Linked DNA regions of Homo sapiens: region 1 is linked to region 2. A link is an interaction called in ENCODE POLR2A ChIA-PET data of the cell type or tissue named here. Cell type or tissue: HepG2. All regions are shown on one strand. Links, peaks and the distances in the headings refer to the core of each region. The heading gives the core; the rest is flanking DNA. Region 1 overlaps LINC00254 (long intergenic non-protein coding RNA 254). Region 2 has its middle 8.1 kb from the start of MSRB1.

Region 1 (5,372 bases), core at 74-5,073, 54 kb after region 2:
CTCCCGGGTTCAAGCGATTCTCCTGCCTCACCCTCCTGAGTAGCTGGGATTACAGGCATGCGCCGCCATGCCCAGCTAATTTTTTGTATTTTTAGTAGAGATGGGGTTTCACCATGTTGGCCAGGCTGATCTCCAACTCCTGATCTCAGGTGATCCACCCACCTCGGTCTCCCAAAGTGCTGGGATTACAGGTGTGAGCCACTGCAGCTGGCTCAAATTCACTTTTAAAGTATTATTTTATGATGGGAAATACTGATAGAGGGTACATGTTGCATTTATAAGTTTTAATATAATTTTTCATTTATTAACTCATTGGACAACCCAGTAAAATGTCATTAGGAGTGAGAATCAGGAATGATGGATTCACGGTCTAGTTGCAAGACTCATCACAGGCCATTAACCTCTGAAAAGCCTTTATCTGCTTCGGTGAGTGCTTCCAGAGTTTGCAACACGAATATATGTCCACGAATATAAGTTTGATATGATAGTGAGAGTCTGCCTATTCAGAAGAAAAAGTTGCCCAGCTGGATTTAGTTTATCTTCGTCTCAGTGTTCTTTATTTTAATTTTAAAATATTTGAGTATTAAAGATTGAATTCTATTTGGGATGATGGAAACATTCTGGAAATAGACAATGATGATGGTGATACAACCTTATTAATGTACATAGTGGCACTGACTTACGCCCTTAAAAATGGTTTAGGCCAGTCGGGCGCGGTGGCTCACGCCTGTCATCCCAGCACTTTGGGAGACCGAGGCGGGTGGATCACCTGAGGTCAGGAGGTCGAGACCAGGCTGGCCAACATGGTAAAATCCCGTCTATACTAAAAATACAAAAAATTAGCCGGGCGTGGTGGTATGTACCTGTAATCCCAGCTACTCGGGAGGTTGAGGCAGGAGAATCGCTTGAACCCCGGAGGTGGAGGTTGCAGTGAGCCGAGATCGCGCCACTGTACTCCAGCCTGGGTGACAGAGTGAGATTCCATCTCAAAAAAAAAAAAAAAAAAGTTTCAGTGGTACATTTTGTTATGCTTTTTTTTTTTTTTTTGGTAGCGACAGGGTCTCACTAATGTTTCCCAGGCTGGTCTCAAACTCCTGGGCTCAAGCATGTTAGCATATTTTATCACAATTTAAAAATAAAGGCCAGGTGGCTGGGCATGGTGGCTCACGCCTGTAATCCCAGCACTTTGGGAGGCTGAGGCGGGTAGATCACCTGAGGTCAGGAGTTCAAGACCAGCCTGGCCAAGATGGTGAAACCCTATCTCTACTAAAAATACAAAAAAATTAGCTGGGCGTGGTGGCGGGCACCTGTAATCCCAGCTACTCAGGAGGCTGAGGCAGGAGAATTGCTTGAACCTAGGAGGCAGAGGTTGCAGTGAGCCAAGATCATGCCATTGCACTCCAGCCTGGGCGACAGAGCGAGACTCGGTCTCAAAAAAAAAAAAAAAGAAAAGGAAAGAAAGAAATTATCTCTGATCCTTAGATAGTTTGTGAATCAGTGGCCGCTTTCGCTCCCCGTGGGGTTCGTTTTAGTGTTCTATTTCTCCCCCACATCACTACCTTCTCCCAACAGCCACTGCACCTGCCTCACAGTTGCAAGATAAAATACAGGATGCCGAGGCCAGGTGGAGTGGCTCACGCCTATAATCCCAGAGCTTTGGGAGGCTGATGTGGGAGGATCGCTTGAGCCAGGAGTTTGAGACCAGCCTGGGCAACGTAGCAATGCCTTATCTCTACTAAAAATAACAATAGTAGGCCACTGCAGTGGCTCACACCTGAAATCCCAGCACTTTGGGAGGCCAAGGCAGGCAGATTGCTTGAGCCCAGGAGTTTGAGACTAGCCCAGGCAACATGACAAAACCCTGTCTGTACAAAAAAATACAAAAATTAGCCGGGTACAGCCAGGCACAGCCGGGCGCAGTGGCTCACACCTGTGATCCCAGCATGCTGGGAGGCCGAGGCGGGCAGATCACCTGAGGTCAGGAGTTTGAGAATGACCTGATCAACATGACGAAACCCCCTTTCTACTAAAAATACACACACACAAAAATAATAACTGAGTGTGTTGGTGCATGCCTGTCGTCCCAGCTACTTGGGAGGCTGAGGCACGAGAATCGCTTGAACTCAGGCTGCAGAGGTTGCAGTGAGCAGAGATCACGCCACTGCACTCCACCCTGGGTGACAAAGCGAGACTCCATCTCAATTAAAAAAACTTAGCCGGGCATGGTGGTGCATGCCTGTAATTTCAGCTACTCGGGAGGCCAAGGTCGGAGGATCACCTGAGCCCAGGAGTTCAAGGCTACAATGAGCCATGTTCGTGCCACTGCACTCCAGCCTGGACAACAGAATGAGACCCTGTCTCAAAATAAAAAGACATTTTAAAAAAGGAAATGATTTAAGGGACCTAGCAGAGACTATAATTACCTTTTCTCTTGTTTAATTAATAAAGAGATGTCTAGAACATTTTACTGTGGCTAATATTCCCAGAGAGAATCACTTCTTTATTTGCTGATAACACAAATACAGGGTCCCAATAGCATCCAGTAATTCACAAAGTAATTTTTTCAAGATTAGCACCATGTTCCCACGGGAGCTCACGTTGCTGTCATCCACACTGCACACTTTGCAGGCAAGAATTTTATTCACCTGTTTATTCTGCCTCTTAGAAAATATATTTTAATTATTTAGGAAACGTTACCAAGTAAAATTTTAACCTCAAAGGTTGATCAAAGTCACATTACAAAGTTGTATTTGCCTCATGTGCTGGTGAAATACTTTGACACTTGTCTACACTTCAAACGAGAATTTACAAAGTGAAATGAGAGGACTCGTAATTTAATTTTTTTTTTTTTGAGGCGGAATCTCACTCTGTCGCCCAGGCTGGAGTGCAATGACCTGATCTTGGCTCACTGCAACCTCTGCCTCCCGGGTTCAAGCGATTCTCCTGCCTCAGCCTCCTGAGTAGCTGGGACTACTATATACTGAGGAAGCTTTTCTGGTTTTTTAAGAAAAAAGTGGCTGGGCGTGGTGGCTCACGCCTGTAATCCCAGCACTTTGAGAGGCCAAGGCAGGCGGATCACGAGGTCAAGAGATCGAGACCATTCTGGCCAACATGGTGAAACCCTGTCTGTACTAAAAATACAAAAATTAGCTGGGTGTGGTGACCCATGCCTGTAATCCCAGCTACTCGGGAGGCTGAGGTAGGAGAATGATGTGAACCCGGGAGGCGGAGGTTGCAGTGAGCCGAGATCTCGCCATTGCATTCCAGCCTGGCGAGAGAGCGAGACTCCGTCTCAAAAAAAAAAAAAAAAAAAAAAAAGAAAGAAACAATTGAGATGCCTCCTGAAAAAAAGAAAAAGGTGGAGAAAAATAAATTTTTTTTTTTTTTTGAGACAGGATGTTGCTGTGTGGCCCAGGCTGGAGTGCAGTGCTGCGATCACGGCTCGCTGCAACCTTGAACTGCTGGGCTCTGGGGATCCTCCCACTGCAGCCTCCCAAAGTGCTGGGATTACAGGCACACACACCACACCCAGCTAATTTTTTGATTTTGTGGAGATGGTGTTTTGCCATGTTGCCAAGGCTGGTCTCGAACTCCTGGGATCAAGCAATCTTCCCGCCTTGGCCTCTCACAGTGCTGGGATTACAGCGCTGGCATGCCTGGCGAAAATGTGATGTTAAAAGTGTTAGAAACCAATACAAGGGAAAGAATTTCCCACTTTGTGAGCTGTGGGTGTCCCTTGAGTGGAACTAGGACACCTATAGAACGCTGCTGTGGCCATGAGCCCTCTGGGGCCATTTGCATGTGAGCCCCAAGAAGGAAGGTGGTGGGAGGAATGGACACACCGAGGAAGCTGGTCTATTAACAGTGACTATTCTCTGCTTCTTTTGTTTTTTTTTCCCTACTTAATTGAAGGAAAATATGAACTGAAAGAGGGGAATGAATGGTAAAGCCAGTTCAGCAGGTACAGTCTTATGCAACCCATGTTAGTAACAGTTATCCACAGAATGTAGCCTTTCATATTTTCCCATCCATTATTTCAGAGTATGCTAACTTTGACCTTTATGAGCTTTTTAAGGGAGTTATGTTTATCTACATTTTACACATTGTTTTAAGGTTCTAGGGAAGTAACTTCTAAGATCTTACAGCAAATTATTATTATTATTATTATTTTATTTATATTTATTTTTTTGAGATGGAGTTTTGCTCTTGTGGCCCAGGCTGGAGTGCAATGGTGTGATCTCAGCTCATTGCAACCTGCGCCTCCCAGGTTCAAGCGATTCTCCTGCCTCAGCCTCCTTAGTAACTGAGATTACAGACGTGGGCCACCACGCCCGGCTAATTTTGTATTTTTAGTAGAGATGGGGTTTCACCATGTTGGTCAGGCTGGTCTCGAACTCCTGACCTCAGGTGATCTGCTCACCTTGGCCCCCCAAAGTGCTGCGATTACAGGCTCGAGCCACTGCGCCTGGCCAAATTATTATTACTGTTATTTTTTCAGACAGGGTGTTGCTCTGTCACCCAGGCTGGAGTTCAGTGGTGCGATCACAGCTCACTGCAGCCTCAACCTCCCCAGCTCAAGTGATCTTCCCACCTCAGCCTCCAGAGTAGCTGGGACTACATGCGTGCACCACCACGTCTGGCTAATTTTTTTTTTTTTTTTTTGTAGAGATGGGGTCTCACTGGGTTGCCCAGGTTGGTCTCGAAGTCCTGGGCTCAAGTCTCGGCCTCCCAAAGTACTGGGATTATAGACATGAGCCACCACACCCAGCTGATCATACAGCAAATTAAATTAAGGGCTAAAACTAGCAGCAAGCGCTATGGTACCAATCTGCCAGTCTCCCTGTCATAGCATGCAGCAACCTAGATATGCCCTATCAAGTGAATTTAATGCCTTCTCCCCTTTTTTTGCAGCTTTGTTACATATCAGACGCGGATATTACTTACGAGTATTGAATGATCCCCTCAGTAAACACCAGCTATGCAGGAGGTGCTACCTTAGCAATAGGAGCTTCAGTCTGGGAGGAGAGTGGGACATATAAGCAAATAAATACATCACGTTTCCCACAGGGCGCGTATTTTGTGTTCATCTTCGTCCCACTGGATCTGTCCAAACTTTTCATTTTTGACAGATAAGGAAAATGAAGTTCAGATGCTTGAGTGACACAGCTAATTAGTGGCAAGGCTGAGACTTTTGACCAGACAGCCTGACTTTTAGTTTCTACCATGCATGTTAACTCCTCCTAAACCCCATTTATTTTCTCATTTCAGACAACTGCGCAATAACACTGCTAAGATAAAAGCACTCTGATTAATAAACACTGAAATTAAGCAGGTTAAGAAATATCTATTGTCCTTTTCTCAGAGTGATAATT
Region 2 (5,372 bases), core at 297-5,296:
GAGGCCGAGGCAGGAGGATCACCTGAGGTCAGGGGTTCAAAACCAGCCTGGCCAACATGAGGAAACCCCGTCTCTACTTAAAAAATATGAAAATTAGCCAGGCGTGGTGGCACACACCTGTAATCCTGGCTACTCGGGAGGCTGAGGTGGGAGAATGGCTTGAACCCAGGAGGCAGAGGTTGCAGTGACATGAGATCCTGCCACTGCATTCCAGCCTGGGCAACAGAGACTGTGCCTCCAAAAAAAACCCCCCAAAAACCTTTTTTTGCAAATATTTACTGAGTATCCTTTCAGTAAATATTTGCAAAAAAAAATATGGCTGGGGGTGCAGCTGTGAACGAGATAGGTGAGACCCCGCGCTCAAGGTCTCACAGCATAGCTGGGGAGACCTGGTAGTGAGGTAGTGTCAGAAGATGATAGGGCTGGGAGCAACTGCAGCAGAGTAATGATGCTAGGATGTGTGGAGGAAGCTCCAGGGGTCAGGGAGGGGGACTCAGGAGGGCTTAGCTCAGCAGTGATGGGCACAGCATGTGCACAGGCTCAGCACACATGGGGCCTGCCCCAGGCCCTGGAGGGCACGGAACAAGGCTCCACAAGAAATGCACCATTTTCCCAATTTATACCCACAGAAATCCGGGGAGCATGTGGGAGTGGATTTTAAGGGTGGATGTTTCACCCTGCAGAACCCACAGCTGGCATCGCCCCAAAAGCGGTGGCCAGGAGTGCCCCAAAGGGCACAGGATGGCCCCAAAGCATTGCAAGATGGGGCCAGTTGGGATCTGAACTAAGGAACGCTAAACGCCAGGGTGAGCACTCCAGAGCATTTATTAGGGGGACTTACAGAAGGCCGCAGCGTATCCTTGCAACAAAAGCGAGAGAGAAGAGGTGCCCTCCCTTGATATCTCTGCAGCAAGGGGACACGGTGTGGAGTGGATATGGAAGTTTAAGGGATTTGGCTCAGGGCTGGGCCAGTTTCTTTCAGTGTTTTAGCCCACAACCTAGATTTTTTTTTTTTTTTTTTTTTTTGGAGACAGAGTCTTGGTCTGTCATTTAGGCTGGAGTGCAGTGGTGAGATCTCGGCTCACTGCAGCCTCCGTCTCACGCCTGGGTTCAAGCAATTCTTGTGCCTCAGCCTCTTGAGTAGCTGGGATTACAGGCGCTCGCCAGTATGCCTGGCTAATTTTTGTATTTTTAGTAGAGATAGGGTTTCGCCATGTTGGCGAGGCTGATCTCGAACACTGCACCCAGCCTAGAATTTTTTAATTTAATTTTTAAAAAATTAGAGATAGGGCCTTACCATCTCACCCAGGCTGGTCTTGAATTCCTAGGCTCAAACAATCCTCCTGCCTCAGTCCCCCAAAGTGCTGGGATTACAGGCGTGAGCCACATGCCTGGCTGCACTTTGTGATTCTTGGTCAGGACACAGAAAGAAAGCAGGGGAGGCCAGGTGTGGTGGCTCATGCCCGTCATCCCAGCACTTTGGGAGGCTGAGATGGGTGGATCACCTGAGGTCGGGAGTTCAAGACCAGCCTGGCCAACACGGTGAAACCCTATCTCTACTAAAAATACAAAAATTAGCTGGGTGTGGTGGCGCATGCCTGTAATCCCAGCTACTTGGGAGGCTGAGGGATGAGAATCACTTGAATCTGGGAGGTGGAGGTTGCAGTGAGCTGAGATTACACCACTGCACTCCAGCCTGGGCGACAGAGCGAGACTCTGTCTCAAAAAAAAAAAAAAAAGAAAAGAAAAGAAAAAAAAAGCAGGGGGAACCAGGAGACCCTACAGTAGGGATAATGGGGAAAGGAACAAAAAATTGGGTCAGGTTGCGTTTATTGATACGGGCCCACTAAGCAGAGGTTCTGGACCTCGTGCTACCACTGCTGGGGTTTGACTGGTTGGTTGGTGAGCTACAACACAGACCAAAAAGTGACCTACACAAAGTGAGGCTGAAATGCCAGGCCTGCCTCTCTGCGTGGCAGAGGATGGGACTCAAAGGCTTGGGGAGGTTGGAGTGTCAGAGTGGATTTATCTTTTGAGACCTACTCACCCACCCCTGGAGAGGAGAGAGGACACACCTCTTACCACCCCCACGAGAAATAAATTTGTGAGGGGAACACTCCTCCTTCATGAGCTCTGTGATGGCCTTTCTCCAGCAGATCTGGAATTACAGTGGCAACTGCAGTCCCTGGGTTGGGAAACCTACGTGCAGGGGAATAAGTGGATCCCCTGGGGGGCAGGGGCCAGGTGGCAGGGCTCAAAGGCTCAAAACAAGGTGGGCGTGGCCGCTGCAGTGCACAGCAGAGGTGAACCAGCGATCACAATAGTCTGACTCACAGAGACCCACAGCGTTGACTTGTGGATCATGGTGTTCCCAGAAGTGAAATAGACAGAAGCCGACTGAACTCTTTTTTTTTTTTTTTTTTTTTCCTGGAGACAGATTCTCACTCTGTCGCCCTGGCTGGAGTGTAGGGGCGCGATCTTCGCTCACTGCAACCTCTGCCTCCCGGGTTCAAGCAATTCTCCTGCCTCAGCCTCCGGAGTAGCTGGGACTACAGGAATGCGCCACCACTCCCGGCTAATTCTTGTATTTTTAGTAGAGACGCGGTTTCACCAAGTTGGCCAGGCTGGTCTCGAACTCCTGACCTCAGGTGATCCTCCTGCCTCGGCCTCCCAAAGTGCAGGGATTACATGAGCCACCGCACCAGGCTGACTGAATCTTACTTAATCTGTGTAAGCAGAAGAGTTCTAGGTCAAGTGAACAAAAGTCTAAGACAAATAAAAAACCCAGAGTTAGGCTGGGCATGGTGGCTCACGCCTGTAATCTCAGCACTTTGGGAGGCCGGGGAAGGAGGATCACTTGAGCCCAGGAGCTTGAGACCGGCCTAGGCAACATACTGAGACCCCCACCCCTGCCATCTCTACAAAAAATACAAAAATTAACTAGGCACGGTGGCACACACCTGTAGTCCCAGCTACTCAGGAGGCTGAGGCAGGAGAATTGCTTGAGCCCAGGAGGCTGAGGCTGCAGTGAGCCTTGATCATGCCACTGCAGTCCAGCCTGGGTGACAGAGTGAGACCCTGTCTCAAAAAAAAACAACCCTCCAGCCGGACGTGGTGGCTCACCCCTGTAATCCCAGCACTTTGGGAGGCCAAGGTGGGAGGATCACCTGAAGTTAGGAGTTCTAGACCAGCCTGGCCAAAATGGTGAAACCCAGTCTCTACTAAAAATACAAAAATTAGCCGGGCGTGGTGGCGGGTGCCTGTAATCCCAGCTACTCGGGAGGCTGAGGCAAGAGAATTGCTTGAAGCTGGGAGGTGGAGGTTGCAGTGAGCTGAGGTTGCGCCATTGCACTCCAGCCTGGGGAACAAGAGCGAGACTCCGTCAAAAACAAAAACAAAAACAACAACAACAACAACAAAACATCCAGGCGCGGTGGCTCACGCCTGTAATCCCAGCACTTTGGGAGGCTGAAGCAGGTGGATCACGAGGTCAGGAGATCGAGACCATCCTGGCTAACACGGTGAAACCCCATCTGTACTAAAAATACAAAAAAATTAGCCGGGCGTGGTGGCGGGCGCCTGTAGTCCCAGCTACTCCGGAGGCTGAGGCAGGAGGATGGCGTGAACCCGGGAGGCGGAGCTTGCAGTGAGCGGAGATCGCGCCACCGCACTCCAGCCTGGGCAACAGAGCGGGACTCCGTCTCAAAAAAAAAAAAAAAAAAAAAAAACCCCAACCAATCAAACAAACAAAAAACCCATCTCCCGAGAAAAACCAGAACCACGGCCCTCAGTGAATTCCCAGACTGGAGCCAGGTCACAGACCTAAAACCTCCATTCAGACCCACACCGCTGTATGGAGGGGACCAGGGTGCCTTGAGGAAGGACCCCCCAAATTTATCCTGTTCGTCTTTTCCCAGCCTTCTCCAAAGGGATCTCTATGGCAGTGCACTGGGGAAAAGGAGATCATGAGACCTTCTGGGGACTCCTGGATGCTGGCTCTGAACCGATGCTAACTCTGGAGTCAGACGTCACTGGGTCAGAGTAGGGGCTTATGAAGGCCCAGTGACTGAGGGAGCGTTGGCTCGGGTCCGATCCCAGTGGACCTGTCCCGTGGTCATCCCCGGTTCCGGGTGTACAATTGGAAGAGGCACCCTCAATGGAAGGCAGCGTCCCCCCACAGGAGGGGCAGTGCCTGCAGTACAGGCCACAGTGGAGACCGGGGAGAGGCCAGCCGTGCTGCCAGCCCCTTCAGCCTGCTCACCCCTCACGGAGCTGACTCTGTCACCTGCCAGCCCCTCCGCAGCCCGGTCTAGCAGTCCCTGCTCTGACGTGGAGTCAGTGCCGTGGCAGAGGCCGCTGTCTCCCTTGCTGGCCTCGGACTGCTTGCGTGACCCTGATCTTGGGCGGGACATTCGACTTTCCTCTCTTTGTGCCTCCCTTAGTGGCACCCAGCCTGTCTTCCGGTTGGATGAGGGCACAGGAGAGCCACCCGGGGCGGGCAGGGGATGCTACAGTTGAATGGGTGCTGTGTGCACTGCCCTGTGGGTCAGAGGCCTGACTCCTGGCGCTGCTGGCCAGTGGGCTCTCCGTCTAGAGGTAGGGGCGCGTGGGGCGGGTGCTGGGAAGAGTCAGTGTTGATGAAAGCACCAAGGGCCCTTCGGGGAGGACCGTACCCAGAAGGGGCTTCCTGCTGCTTGCCCCTCCCCCAGCATGTGCTGTGGCAGCCTCCTGTTCTAGCAAATGTCTCCATCTCTGCCCTGCTGGGGGCCAGAACTGAGGCTAGCTGCCAGAATCTCCCTGGAGCTGCGGAGAGCAGGGGGGTGTCTCTCAACCCCTGATTCCAGCTCCCACCCATGCCCTGATTTTTTTACACCTGGACCCCAGTGTGTCCGACGCTGGCCACCAGCTAAAGTGGAGCCCGCTCTGGGGCTGCCCTGGCCACCCAGTGTCTTCGTTGGCTCTCGGGCACTGTCCTAGCCCAGCCTGTGGCCTGCCCACCCCCTAGTCCAGCAGGTGAGAGCAGGCCCGCTGCAGCGACTGACCCCAGTGCAGCAGGTACTCTCCTTAGCCTCATTCTTCTGGGGAGACAAGGGGGACTCAGAGAACGCGATTAGTCTGAGGCCACACAGCTGGGAGAAGCCCTGTGTCCTCTGCCGCCAGGGACCTGAGCCACTCCAGGCCACATGTGGCCGGCTGCCAGTGGCCTCTGATCAGGGTCCTTGTCCTGCCATGCTGAGTCATTTGGTGATGGCGGGTCTGGCAGGGGGTGCACAGGGCTCCCAATACTGTTCTAGGCAGCCAGTTCAGGTCCTCTATGCCCACACCTGTCCCTTTCTGCTTCTCCCTGCAGGAGGAGCAGTGGCTCTGGGAAG

Evidence for each region. Peaks named below come from ENCODE experiments on the same cell type or tissue, not always from the same donor. Only the 100,000 strongest peaks of a DNase experiment are listed, where the experiment ranks them.
Region 1: POLR2A ChIA-PET joins it to region 2 with 5 read pairs; 10 of 35 experiments call an interaction of 5 or more read pairs at or near these places.

The regions. Positions count from the first base shown.
Region 1 is chr16:1,878,250-1,883,621 of GRCh38, reverse strand. It overlaps LINC00254 (long intergenic non-protein coding RNA 254), which reads left to right. Exons shown (of 3, transcript NR_033914.1): 2 at 326-426; 3 at 4,912-5,337. Among named protein-coding and RNA genes, the nearest start is that of LINC00254, 3.3 kb to the left of the region's middle. In HepG2, for the core only: no CTCF peak of the experiment used is centred there; no DNase peak of the experiment used is centred there; H3K27me3 peaks cover 368 bases.
Region 2 is chr16:1,932,442-1,937,813 of GRCh38, reverse strand. No RefSeq gene overlaps it. Among named protein-coding and RNA genes, the nearest start is that of MSRB1, 8.1 kb to the left of the region's middle. In HepG2, for the core only: no CTCF peak of the experiment used is centred there; a DNase peak (open chromatin) is centred at 2,303.